Linked DNA regions of Homo sapiens: region 2 is linked to region 1. The links are chromatin contacts, found by Hi-C in ENCODE. All regions are on one chromosome and are shown on one strand. Each heading gives the region's core, a stretch centred on a gene start or an enhancer-like site at or near the end of the contact. The rest is flanking DNA. Distances are from core to core; before and after follow the strand shown. Region 1 overlaps SLK (STE20 like kinase). Region 2 holds the start of CFAP43 (cilia and flagella associated protein 43).

Region 1 (5,413 bases), core at 2,201-4,700:
AAAAAGAGCTTATCTACCTAATATCTAAAGGCATAAAAACTCTTCACATAGGCCAGGCGTGGTGGCTCATGCCTGTAATCCCAGCACTTTGGGAGGCCAAGGCGGGCGGATCACAAGGTCAGGAGTTCAAGACCAGCCTGGCCAACATGGTGAAACCCCATTCCTACTAAAAATACAAAATTAACCAGGCATGGTGGCGGATGCCTGTAATCCCAACTACTTGGGAGCCTGAGGCAGCAGAATTGCTTGAACCCAGGAGATAGAGGTTGCAGTGAGCCGAGATCGTGCCATTGCACTCCAGCCTGGGCAACAGACCAAGACTCTGTCTCAGGGAAAAAAAAAAAAAAAAAAAAAAAACTCTTCACATAAAGGCTTAATGAAATAACTAAACCCGGGGTTCCCCAACCACAGGGCCACAAACCAGTACCAGTCCACGGCCTGTTAGGAACCAGGCCGCATAGCAGGAGATGAGCAGCAGGCAAGTAAGCAAAGCTTCATCTGTATTCAGAGCCACTCCCCATTGCTCACAATACCACCTGAGCTCTGTCTCCTGTCAGATGAGCAGCAGCATTAGCTTCTCAGAGGAGCATGAACTCTATCGTGAACTGTGAACCCTATTGTGAACTGCGTATGTGAGGGATCTAGGTTGTGTGCTCCTTATGAGAATCTAACGCCTGATGATCTGTCACTGTCTCCCATCAGCCCAAGATGGGAACATTTAGTTGCAGGAAAACAAGCTCAGAGCTCCCACTAATTCTATATTATGGTGAGTTGTGTAATTATTTCATTATATATTACAATGTAGTAATAATACAAACAAAGTATACAATAAACATAACACACTTGAATTATCCCCAAAACATCCCCGCATCCAGTCTGTGGAAAAGTTGTCTTCCATGAAACCAGTCCCTGGTGCCAAAGAGGATGGGCACTACTGAACTAAACAAATGTTAAAAACAAAAATGGAATAACAAATCCCAATCTTAATTTAAAAATATAACTTCTGTTGATAAAAAGATTTCAAATATCAGTCATGATCACCTAAAATCACTGTTTTTATTTTCATGAATCATCAGTAGAGCTTGGCCACATTACATAAACAAATGAGGGATACTGGGAAACATAAGTTGTCTGAAAGTTCCATACTGGTTTCATATTCTAAAAAAATTACACCCTCATATTACTCTTGTTTGAACAGAAGGTATTCCCTGGGTGGTGAGTACAGGAATAATTTTTAAATCTTCATTTATTTTCTTTCTATATTTTTACATTTTCTAACATTATATAGTATTTCATAGTGAAGAATATATTTTAATAAAATTTTTAGCTGGAAACTGAAAGACCAGCACAGAAAACAGAGATGATTTCAGTCCCACAGAGGTGTTAGTCAATCAAAGGCAAACAAACAAACAAACAAAAAATATGTAAGATAAATACAAAAGGAATCTAAAAAACAAGGAATAAAAAGAAAAAATAATCACTGGGACTGATTCTATCAATCTGGTTGATTTCATCTCAAGGCTGAGGTATTCTTCCCCCCACCAAAAGAAGAAGAGCCTAATTGTCCAGTGTGTAAGAACATTTAACCATAAAATGTAAAAACTAAACAACTCAAATTGTTCACGAACAACTCAAAATGTTCATGAACATCCACTACAAGGCACTGGTCCAAGCTGCAGAAAACACAAAGACAAACAACACCCCAGCGAAATGTGCTCTAGAAAAGAAACGTAATACAGCCGTCCCCTCTATCCCCAGGGAATACATCCCAAGACCCCCAGAGGATGCTGGAAACCTTGGATAGTACTAAACCCTATGTATACTATGTTTTTTCCTTGCATACATACTTATGATAAAGTTTAATTTATAAATTAGGCACGGTAAGAGACTAACAACAATAATAATAAAATAGAACAACTGTAACAATATACTATCATAAAAATTATGTGAATGATGTCTCTCAATACATCTTACTGTACTGTACTCACCTATTTTCAGACTGCAGGTAAATAAAACCATGGAAAGTGAAACCTCGGATAAGGGGGAACTACTGCATAAAAATCTATTAAAAATCTTGGTCAAATCTTGACCAAAAGAGTTGATCTGCTGAAATCCATTCATTCTTCCAACAAATACTTACTGAGTGCCTTCTATATGTTAGGTTACTGTTCTAGATGCTGACAATGTGCAAATATGCAAAATCTCTCTGTGCTGGGGTACTTACAATTTTGGGGAGTGGACAGTCAACAAATAAATCAGTATATTAGCAATTAGTACTGTGGGAAAAAGTAAACTAATAAGAAAGATGAGAAGGCTGAGCGCGGTGGCTCATGCCTGGAATCCCAGCACTTTGGAAGGACGAGGTGGGCAGATCACTTGGGCCCAAGAGTTCGAGACCAGCATGGACAAATGGCGAAATACTGTCTCTACCAAAAAATACAAAAATTAGCACGGTGTGGTGGTGCACGCCTGTAATCCCAGCTACTCAGGAGGCTCAGGCACAAGAATCACTTGAACCCAGGAGGGAGAGGTTGCAGTGAGCCAAGATTGCACCATTGCGCTCCAGCATGGTTGACAGACTGAGACTCTGTCTCAAAAAACATAAAATAAGATGAGGAAATGGGGTATGAGAGCACACAGGCCAGAGTTTACAACTTAAATAGGGTAGTTAAGTTAGGTCTAACCGAGGTGATATTTGAGCATATTAATATCAATAAAATTCAATGATTATTTTAATGTTTTTACCTATATAAATTGGAAATATTAGTATTTTGCAAAGAAATCAGTAAGAAAAATCTCAAATTATTTCAAGTATGTTATCGTATATAGTAATATCCATCGTGCTATTAGAAGAGGCACTGTTCTCTGCACTTTCCATTTAGTAACTTATTTAATCCTTGTATCAGTTAGGGTCCAGACAGGAGGAAAATCACATTGATTATTTTAATAGAGAAATTTAATAAAAACAATGACTAACTCTGTTGCCAACTGAAAAAATAATACAAAGGATCAGGGAGGTAACAACTACAGGCAAAAGCTACCACCCCTAGGACTATGGGAACAAAGGGAAAAGATTGGAATTATTAAAATTCAGAAGCTTGGAGGAAGGGTTCCACAGAGCTGAAACTCAGACGGACCTCTGAGGACAGAGTGCTGCTCAGCTGGTGCTGTTGTCTCTGAAGAGGGGTCCTGTGAGACTGCGACCCAAACTTTTGAGGAACAGGGTACCAGCCAACTGGTGCTGGTGTTATGAAGGGTTATGATGAGGTTAGTTCTGTGAGTGTTGGAAAAACTACAAACTGTATTCAACAGCTGCTACAGAAAGAAACTGCTGATGCTGGAGCAAAAAAAAAAAAAACCTCTACAAGGGTGATGGTCAAAGTAACAAGCAGACAGGAAGTTCACAGGAAACAAGACAAAGGTGTAAGTCATTTCTTCCTCCTTCTCCTTGCAGCCTCCCTCTAGTGCCCTATACTTTTGAAACAGAAATGAGCTGCTAGCAAGGCAGAAATGTGATCTGCAGTCTTTGAACCAGCATCACAAAGCATAGAAGGGCGTATTTGGAACTGAGATTAAGAACTGGCATAATCCTTCAAAACCTATGAGCAACACAGATGGGAGAGCTAAGGTACAGAGTAGAGTAAACGTTTGGGTAATAAATATCCAAAGTTCCAAAAAGCTATTAAGTGAAGAGAGAGGAAACCGCACTGAAGGAAGCATATACTTTTAGACTGTTCATACTGTTATCTGTTTTAAATTACATGCAAATTATGGTGATCTTTTCAGTCCTGCTAAGATTTTGGTAGGAACAAGTATCAATATTAAAAAAGAATAAAATCATTCATCATCATTTAGCAAACACACAGAGTTAATTCTCATTATTTGTGGTAGTTATGTTTTATAAAATCACTGCAAGCACTGAATTAGCGACTACTGAAACATTGTTCATAGGGAAAACCATGCACATACACACACCCCTCACATAGATTATTATATTCTTAAATCCTGAAAACAATTCATCCAGGGAGATTCTCCTTTCTTTATTTTACAAAAGAGAAATGAGGTGTATAAGTGTTAAGTGACTTGCGGAAGGCCATCCCAAAAACAGATGTCAGACTTGGGATTCAAACCCTATCCAACTGGCCCCCACAGCCAGACCTTCTTGCACTTCACTACACTGCCCTCTGCTGTCTCCGTCCTCTGGTCATCTCTTCATGAGAGGTGAAATCAAGGCAGTGTCACCTTGTTCAAGTTTAGCTGGGAATGTGCTTGCTAGAGGAGTCAAATTTTTTTGCAGCTTTGCGCATACACACAAATAACCAAGTAAGTGCCGCAAGTATAGATTTTAGGACTACAAGTAAACTTTAACAAGTAGGCAAATTCACAAATACAAAATCTGCAAATAATGAGGATCGACTGTACATATTCTTTCTGTAATTTCTGTAAAATATTACAGAAATTCCAAGGATTATGTCATTTCCTGAAATCTGCAAAAGAGAAAGAAATATACTTTATATTCTCCTTATATTTTCTTCACATTCCCAAACTCTATTTTATTTATATTGTTCTGGTTAGGTATTCAAAATTTAGTCACTGGTCAGTCAAAATATAGCAACAAAATGGTGTCAGTAATAAGTTAAATTTGGCTAAGTCTGCAGTTTCCAAAATGTTTTACCAATTCTCAGATCACACAGTTTTCCTGCTTATTGCAAGGACTTATTGACTCTGAGCAGCATGAATATGCAGAAACAAACACAACTGTGTAATAAAGAAGCTGAGGAAATGTGCATAGATTGCATAGTTGGAAAAGATGAAAAACAGAACACAAAAAGACAATTTCAAAAATATATTTTAAAATAAGACAAAAAATGTACCACGTCTGGAAATTAATTCAAGAAAAATAAAGACTTTTAAATAGTAAGGAAAACAATCCCATTTACGATAGCATCAAAGAGAATAAAACACTTGGGAATTAACTTAACCAAGGAGATGAAAGACTTGTACAATGAAAACTAAAAAATCAATGCTGGAAGAAATCAAAGACATAAATAAAAACACATCCCATGTTCATATATTGGAGGCCTAATATTGTTAAAATGTCAATACTACCCAAAGCAATCTACAGATTCAATGCAATCCCTATCAAAATCTCAATGACATTTTTTGCAGTAATAGAAAACCCTATCCCAAAATTCACATGGAATCTCAATGGACCCTGAATAGCCAAAATAATCTTGAAAAAGAACAAAGCTTGAAGACTCACACTTCCTGATTTCAAACTTACTACGAAGCTACAGTAATCAAAACAGTGCAGTCCTGAAATATAAACCAATGGAATAGAGACCAGAAAAAAAAAAACTGGCATATATATGGTCTAATGATTTTTGGCAAGGGTTCCAAGACCAGTCAATGA
Region 2 (6,281 bases), core at 2,784-5,283, 250 kb before region 1:
CTCTTGTTCACATGCCTCTGACATTTCCCCCTTGTCTTTTATAAGAGAACCCTTAATCCTAAGGGTTGCAGAGGGACAAAGATCCATCTTTTGTAACTTTTTCAGGCTGAATAGGGGCGATGATATTCCTGCCTAACTATGAGGGTCTCTTGCATTCAGGGTAGAGAGGAGTTCAGTCAGAGAACATCAGTATGGTAAGGTCCATTCATAACTGTTGAGTTTTGACAAAAGGTGATATCTGGAAGATTAATACGTGTTTAAGAAAACATTTAGTAAGCTTGTCCTGTATTCCTACACAAAGAGTATAACAGCAATATATTCCACAAGGGTAGAGCAAAATAAGTAAAGTTGTTCCAAGTAAGCTAAATTAGAAGGCTTTTCATGAACTGGGCAGCTGTTGGAACTAAGCTGATATGGGGTTATTAGCTGAATGTGATGTGCCCGGAATTAGAATACTGATCCAGATTTTTACATTACCCATCCCTTTTGTTTATTCTGAGCAGCAGTCAGAGATCATTGGTTGGTTCACAGGAATAAGCAGGGTTAGCCTAAATTGCAGAAACGAACTTAAAAACAACTAATGAGACTAGAATTTAATAACAAGTATACCACAGTACTTGAAACATAATATTTCTCTCTCCAGTTTCTCATTTTTACTAAAGACAAATCATGGTAAGGCTGATTTGCTTTGTTATACTTGGCCTGATTATTTGTATAAAGTGCAACAAAAATAATTATTTTTCACATAGGCTCTTTTTAAATTAGCTTTGATGGAACTCTGCTCTATAGAAGTAATCTTAGACAAGACTTTGTAAAGCCAAGCTCGGCCATGTGTTTGTATCCTCAAATATCTATGAGTTGAGTAAATTCCTGTTCTCTTGAGGTCCCAAGATAACTTAGGACTCCTGGACCTGCCAGAAAGTGACATTCTTTACTTACCACAGGTCATTCTTTACTTACCTTTACAGGGACAGTTGCAGACAAGATCTGAGGCCAATTCTCCAAGTGGCTTTTATTGGCTTTACAAGTCAAGTTTGATTCCTTAAAGGAAAGCACACCATTCCAGTTAAAGCCGTGGTGAAATAACCAATTTATCCAATTGTGTTCTGCTACAAAAGAAAACAGATCCTTATTGCATGTATGCAAATAACTATATTGCCATAAATTAAGAATACTCACAAATAGTTTCCAAATTTTGGAAAAATCAGGTAGAGAGAAACAAATATACTCCAAATTTTGTTCACAGAAGTATACTCAATTGCTAAAAGCTGTAAATAGCTCAAAAGAAAAGTTTCCTTGACTCTGATATTCATGAACATTCCAGCTCTACATGAGGGTTCTGAAAGTTGTTTCCTCTATTCTAATGTTACAATTTCCAAAGTTATTGGAAACCTGCATTTGGGAACACCTGCTGGAGTTCTACAGTTGATTATAAACCACCTTCTAAAGAGGATTAGAACAAGAAAACAATTGTGGATGATAAAAAGTTTTAGGATAGCCACTATTAAAGCCACAATTGATAAGGAAACTTGGTTACCTATGTGGCACACAAAATTTTACATAACAATTATAATTATTAATAATCTACACTAAGTCATATTAGAATTATAAGAGTTTCTCATAACTTTGTAACATATACCAATAACACATTTATGCAAATATAGTCCAAAAAAAGCAAAAAACCATTTCATATTTGGCAATGCTTCCTATATGATTTTTATAGCAAATAAGCCAAATTTTACCTTTACATTAATGTGCTATTAATGTTAAACCCAATTTTTAATAAAACCTTATAGACATATTTACCCAATTTTAATGTTAACCATAAGGTAAGAGTCTTATAAACCTCGTATAACCCTTTACAATTGTGTGTGTGTGTGTGTGTGTGTGAAAGAGCAGATCAACTCTAAGAAAAACCTGTTGTGCTTTTATTCCAATGTTTAATTTATCGAAAAACTGAATAATACCCCTGTAACTTTAGCCAGTATGTTCACATACAGAATCTCTTACAATTAATTTTTATAAACCTTCCACAACTTATTTAAACCTTTAGTTTTTTTTTTTACTTAAAGCAATCCTTTAACACTTAAATGTAGGCAGAGAAAAATCCACATTCCCATTACTTCTTATAATCTTTCACCAAAAACACATTTTACTTTCTTTACACACCTTGCATGTAAAACTGTTTCTTTAGTAGTTTTAATTACATGTTATAATGTTAACTTTTTGCAACTTTTATTTTTGGTGAAAACCTTGGTAAGTAAGAGATTTTAATTGTGTACTAGGTGTGGAGCCTAGCCTAGGACACAACAGGCAGAAGTGCAGATAACAGCTGACTCTCTAGCATAGCTAGAGGGCATAGCTAACTCCACATGTCCACAGGGCTCACCCTTACTTAAGCAGGCAAGTTGTACAGTAAGAGTCATAGGGCATTGTATGAAGCATTTAGGAGGCCTAACAATCCGTGAATTGTACAACATTTCTTGCATAAAATCACTTTCATAAATCCTTTCACAACTTACACAGACCATCTGAGACCATGTGGATATCTAGCCCAACTCCCTGGATCCCACCAGTCTCTAAGTTCCAAGAAGGAAGAAACTTTATTTGTTTTTCTATTTTTTCCAAGTGACTAGCACATGCATGAATGCATGCGGGATGCTCTGTAAATATTTGTGAAAGAAATGGAGAGAAGAAAGCAAGACAGGAAGGAAAGACCTAAAGAAAGGAAGGGAAGGGTAGAGAAGGGAAGACGACTGAAGGGAAAGGAAGAAGGGTAAGGGAGGGAGTCTAAGGGAAGGTATGGGAGAGAAGAAGGAATGACAAGCTGCCGACCATTCAATCAGGTTACTTCCAGAGCTGTCTGCTTCCCTGAGGAAGCAAGAGGGTACATTTCAAAGTGTTATATGGTACTTAAGGGCTTGGAGCTCTAAATTAGCTAGACCTGCGTTTAAGTCCCACTCAGGGCTGGGCAAGGTGGCTCACGCCTGTAATCGCAGCACTCTGGGAGGCCAAGGCGGGCGAATCACTTGAGGTCAAGAATTTGAAACCAGCCTGGTCATCATGGTGAAAACCCGTCTCTACTAAAAATACAAAAAATTAGCTGGGCATGGTAGCACGTGCCTGTAATCTCAGCTACTTGGGAGGCTGAGGCAGGAGAATCGCTTGAACCCAGGAGATGGAGGTTGCAGTGAGCCAAGATCAAGCCACTGCCCTCCAGCCTGGGCAACGGAGTGAGACCCTATCTCAAAAATAAATAAATAAATAATATAAATAAATAAAGTCCCACTCAACTTTGTAGCCATGGACAAATTATGTGCTTCTCTTTTCCTCACGTTACTTATCTGTAAAATGGGGCTGATGGGAGATGTGAAGACGTTGCAACAATGTTTGGCACAGTCAGCACTCTAAATGAAAGTCTGTTTAGAAATTTATTGATTTTTAAAAATAATTATTTATTTAGAGACAGGTCTCGCTCTGTCGCCCAGGCTGGAGTGCTGTGGCGTCATCCCAGCTCACCGCAGCCTTGAACTCCTGGGCTCAAGCGATCCTCCCACTTCAGTCTCCCAAGTAGCTGGGACTACAGGCGTGCACCACCATGCCCGGCTGCTTTTTAAATTTTTTTGTAGAGATGCGGCACGGGCGCGGCAGGTTTCGCTATGTCTTCCAGGCTGGTCTTCAACTCCTAGCCTCAAGCGATCCTCCCGCTCTGACCTTCGAAAGCGCGGAGATTGTAGGCATGAGTCTTACTTGCAATTATTGGCCCGGACCTGGGGAAATTTGTTAAAATGCAGATTCTGATTGAGTAGATCTGGTGTGGGAGCCAAGTTTCTGCATTTATAACAAGCTTCCCAGGTAGCACCAATGTTGCTGGTAAACAGACCACACTTTGAACAGCAAGGGGCCCGCCCCTCGCTTGGCTTGCCGCTCACCCATTGGCCGAGAGCGGCAGACCTTCCACCAATCTGCTCGGCTCAGAAGGGAGCGGGCCAAAGCGCAGAGCCAATGGGCGCGGGGCTTACGGTCTCCGGGATACGGGTGTACACAGCAGCGGCGTCGCGGCCCGCAGCCCCGCGGCGGCGGAAAGGTAACCGACCCGCCCTGGGGTGCTGCGTGCGCTGCCTGCTCCCGCCTGAGGAAAACACTGCCCATGGCGCAAGGCCGGGAGCGCGACGAAGGCCCCCACTCCGCCGGCGGCGCGTCCTTGTCCGTGAGGTGCGGTGTTCACGGCCCCGCGACCGATCTGGGTCTCGCGGAACCTCCTGCCCCAAGTCCCCTCCTCCCTCCTCTCCCTCCGGTTCCTTAGGGCGGCTTTCCCCGCAGCTTCGACCTCTTCCCCTCTGCCCCCAGTGCCTTCCCTCAGCCTCCCTCCCCGTGTGACCTCCCCTGTCCGCTCCCCATCCCCTTGTTCCTTGACCCCGTCCCCAGTTGTCTTTCCCACTCCTTATTCTGCGACCCTGACCCTCCGTCTCTTACCCAGCAACGTCCCCTGCACCCTTCATCTCTTCCTTCTAGCTCAGGATTCCCGCTAGTGATCCGGGTCTTCTGATCACATCCCCCTCCCCCTCCACCTGGCGACAGCCCGGATCCCGTCCTTGCTACCTTTGGTGATTTTCCCCAAAGTTAGGTCCCTGAATCCTTTCCTTCTAACTCCTATCCACTAGCTTTGGATTTATTTGCATTTATAGTAGCCTTTGAAAAGCATCAAGCACTGCGCAGATATAGGTGGCATTTTTTCCCCTACATTCTAGAGTGTTCCTCCCAGCCCCCACCTCCACTCTATACAGCATCCCCTGCTAGTCCTGGACACTCTAATGTCTCGAGGTTTCTCACCAAACCAGTGTCCTTCACTTGCCTTTTCCACCATCTTCAAGCATACCTTTAATATTTAAATAAAAATAGAATCTCCTTCATCTCCTCTCCTTTCTAGCATACACCTAGCACGCACTCCTTACTTGAGAGTATGTTCTTTTTGTGTGCTAGCCTTTCATTCACGTCGACTTCATTCCTTTTATTTTCTACGTTTATCTGTATTTTTAAATCTAAAATATGGCCACATACTCTTCATCTGTGTAAATAAGCAATTTTCCTACTCTGCTAACAACCACAAAGCAGGCTGTCCTATGCAAAGTTGTTTTTTAAAGTTTATTTAAAAAAATCAAACTAATTATAAAAGAATGGCCCAGGATGCCACTGTGTTGAGATCAAGCTCTTTTCTCTGTTATTTTCACTTTTTGTCTTCCAAGTATAGAAGACCCCAGAAGTCCTTCTGAGACTTTCTCAGGTTTGGTCAGAGAGTTTCCTTTGCTGAAAAAGTTATCTGAAGAAGGCCTGGGAGACCTACGGAACTTTAGGTCTACATTTAAATTTCTATAATTCATTGACTCAAATGGATCTCACAGCCAGCATGTGTGTTCTTTTATCTTAGAAATTGGGGGCAGAAAGGACATGAAAATAGAAATGTTTCAAAGATTTTGATGACCCTTTGCTTTGTTAAAAAAAAAAAAGTATTTGAAATGTATTATATTGATGTTGACATATCTTTTCCCAAAGATGGGTGCAAGGATTCCCTAAGCAGAATGTTCATTTTGTCAACGACAACACCATTTGCTACCCTTGTGGGAATTATGTAATATTTATTAATATTGAAACCAAGAAAAAGACTGTACTGCAGTGTAGTAATGGAATTGTGGGCGTCATGGCAACTAACATCCCCTGTGAAGTTGTGGCTTTTTCTGACCGGAAGCTAAAACCTCTCATCTACGTATACAGCTTTCCAGGATTGACCAGAAGGACCAAATTGAAAGGTATTCTAGAGAACCCTTCCTCTGCCCATAATTGAAGGATTTTGTTTAAAGAGTTGACTAAATCTATTATAAGTGAAGATTTATTTTTTGAAAGGTTTTTTTTGTTTGTTTTTTGTGTTTGTTTTGAGATGGAGTTTTGCCCTGTTGCCTAGGCTGGAGTGCAGTGGTGCGATCTTGGCTCACTGCAATCTCTGCCTCCCAGGTTCAAGTGATTCTCCTGCCTCAGCCTCCTGAGTAGCTGGGATTACAGGTGCGCACCACCACGCCCAGCTAATTTTTGTATTTTTAGTAGAGATGGGGTTTCACCATGTTGGTCAGGCTGTTCTCCAACTCCTGACCTAGTGATCCGCCTGCCTCACCCTCCCAAAGTGCTGAGATTACAGGCATGAGCCACCACGCCTGGCCCCATTTTTTTTTTTAATATACATTTTTAAAGAAGGAATCAAGCTGATCACTGAGGATTTAAATTATGTT

Evidence for each region. A loop is a pair of places that touch in the nucleus more often than their neighbours do. Pooled maps may share reads with other maps.
Region 2: a loop to region 1 is called in a pooled map, with 5 times the contacts of the local background. The contact joins the promoter of CFAP43 here to the enhancer-like site in region 1. A Hi-C loop is called at or near these places in 7 of 50 pooled maps.

What each region holds. Positions count from the first base shown.
Region 1 is chr10:103,981,613-103,987,025 of GRCh38, reverse strand. The region is part of intron 1 of SLK (STE20 like kinase); the gene reads right to left. Among named protein-coding and RNA genes, the nearest start is that of SLK, 17 kb to the right of the region's middle. Within about 2 kb of position 3,450, at least 7 of the 41 ENCODE cell types and tissues checked have a DNase peak (open chromatin) inside an H3K27ac peak, as active enhancers do.
Region 2 is chr10:104,230,116-104,236,396 of GRCh38, reverse strand. CFAP43 (cilia and flagella associated protein 43) reads left to right here and starts at 4,033. Exons shown (of 38, transcript NM_025145.7): 1 at 4,033-4,215; 2 at 5,554-5,807. The coding sequence starts at 4,151. RefSeq lists an enhancer at 3,912-4,206.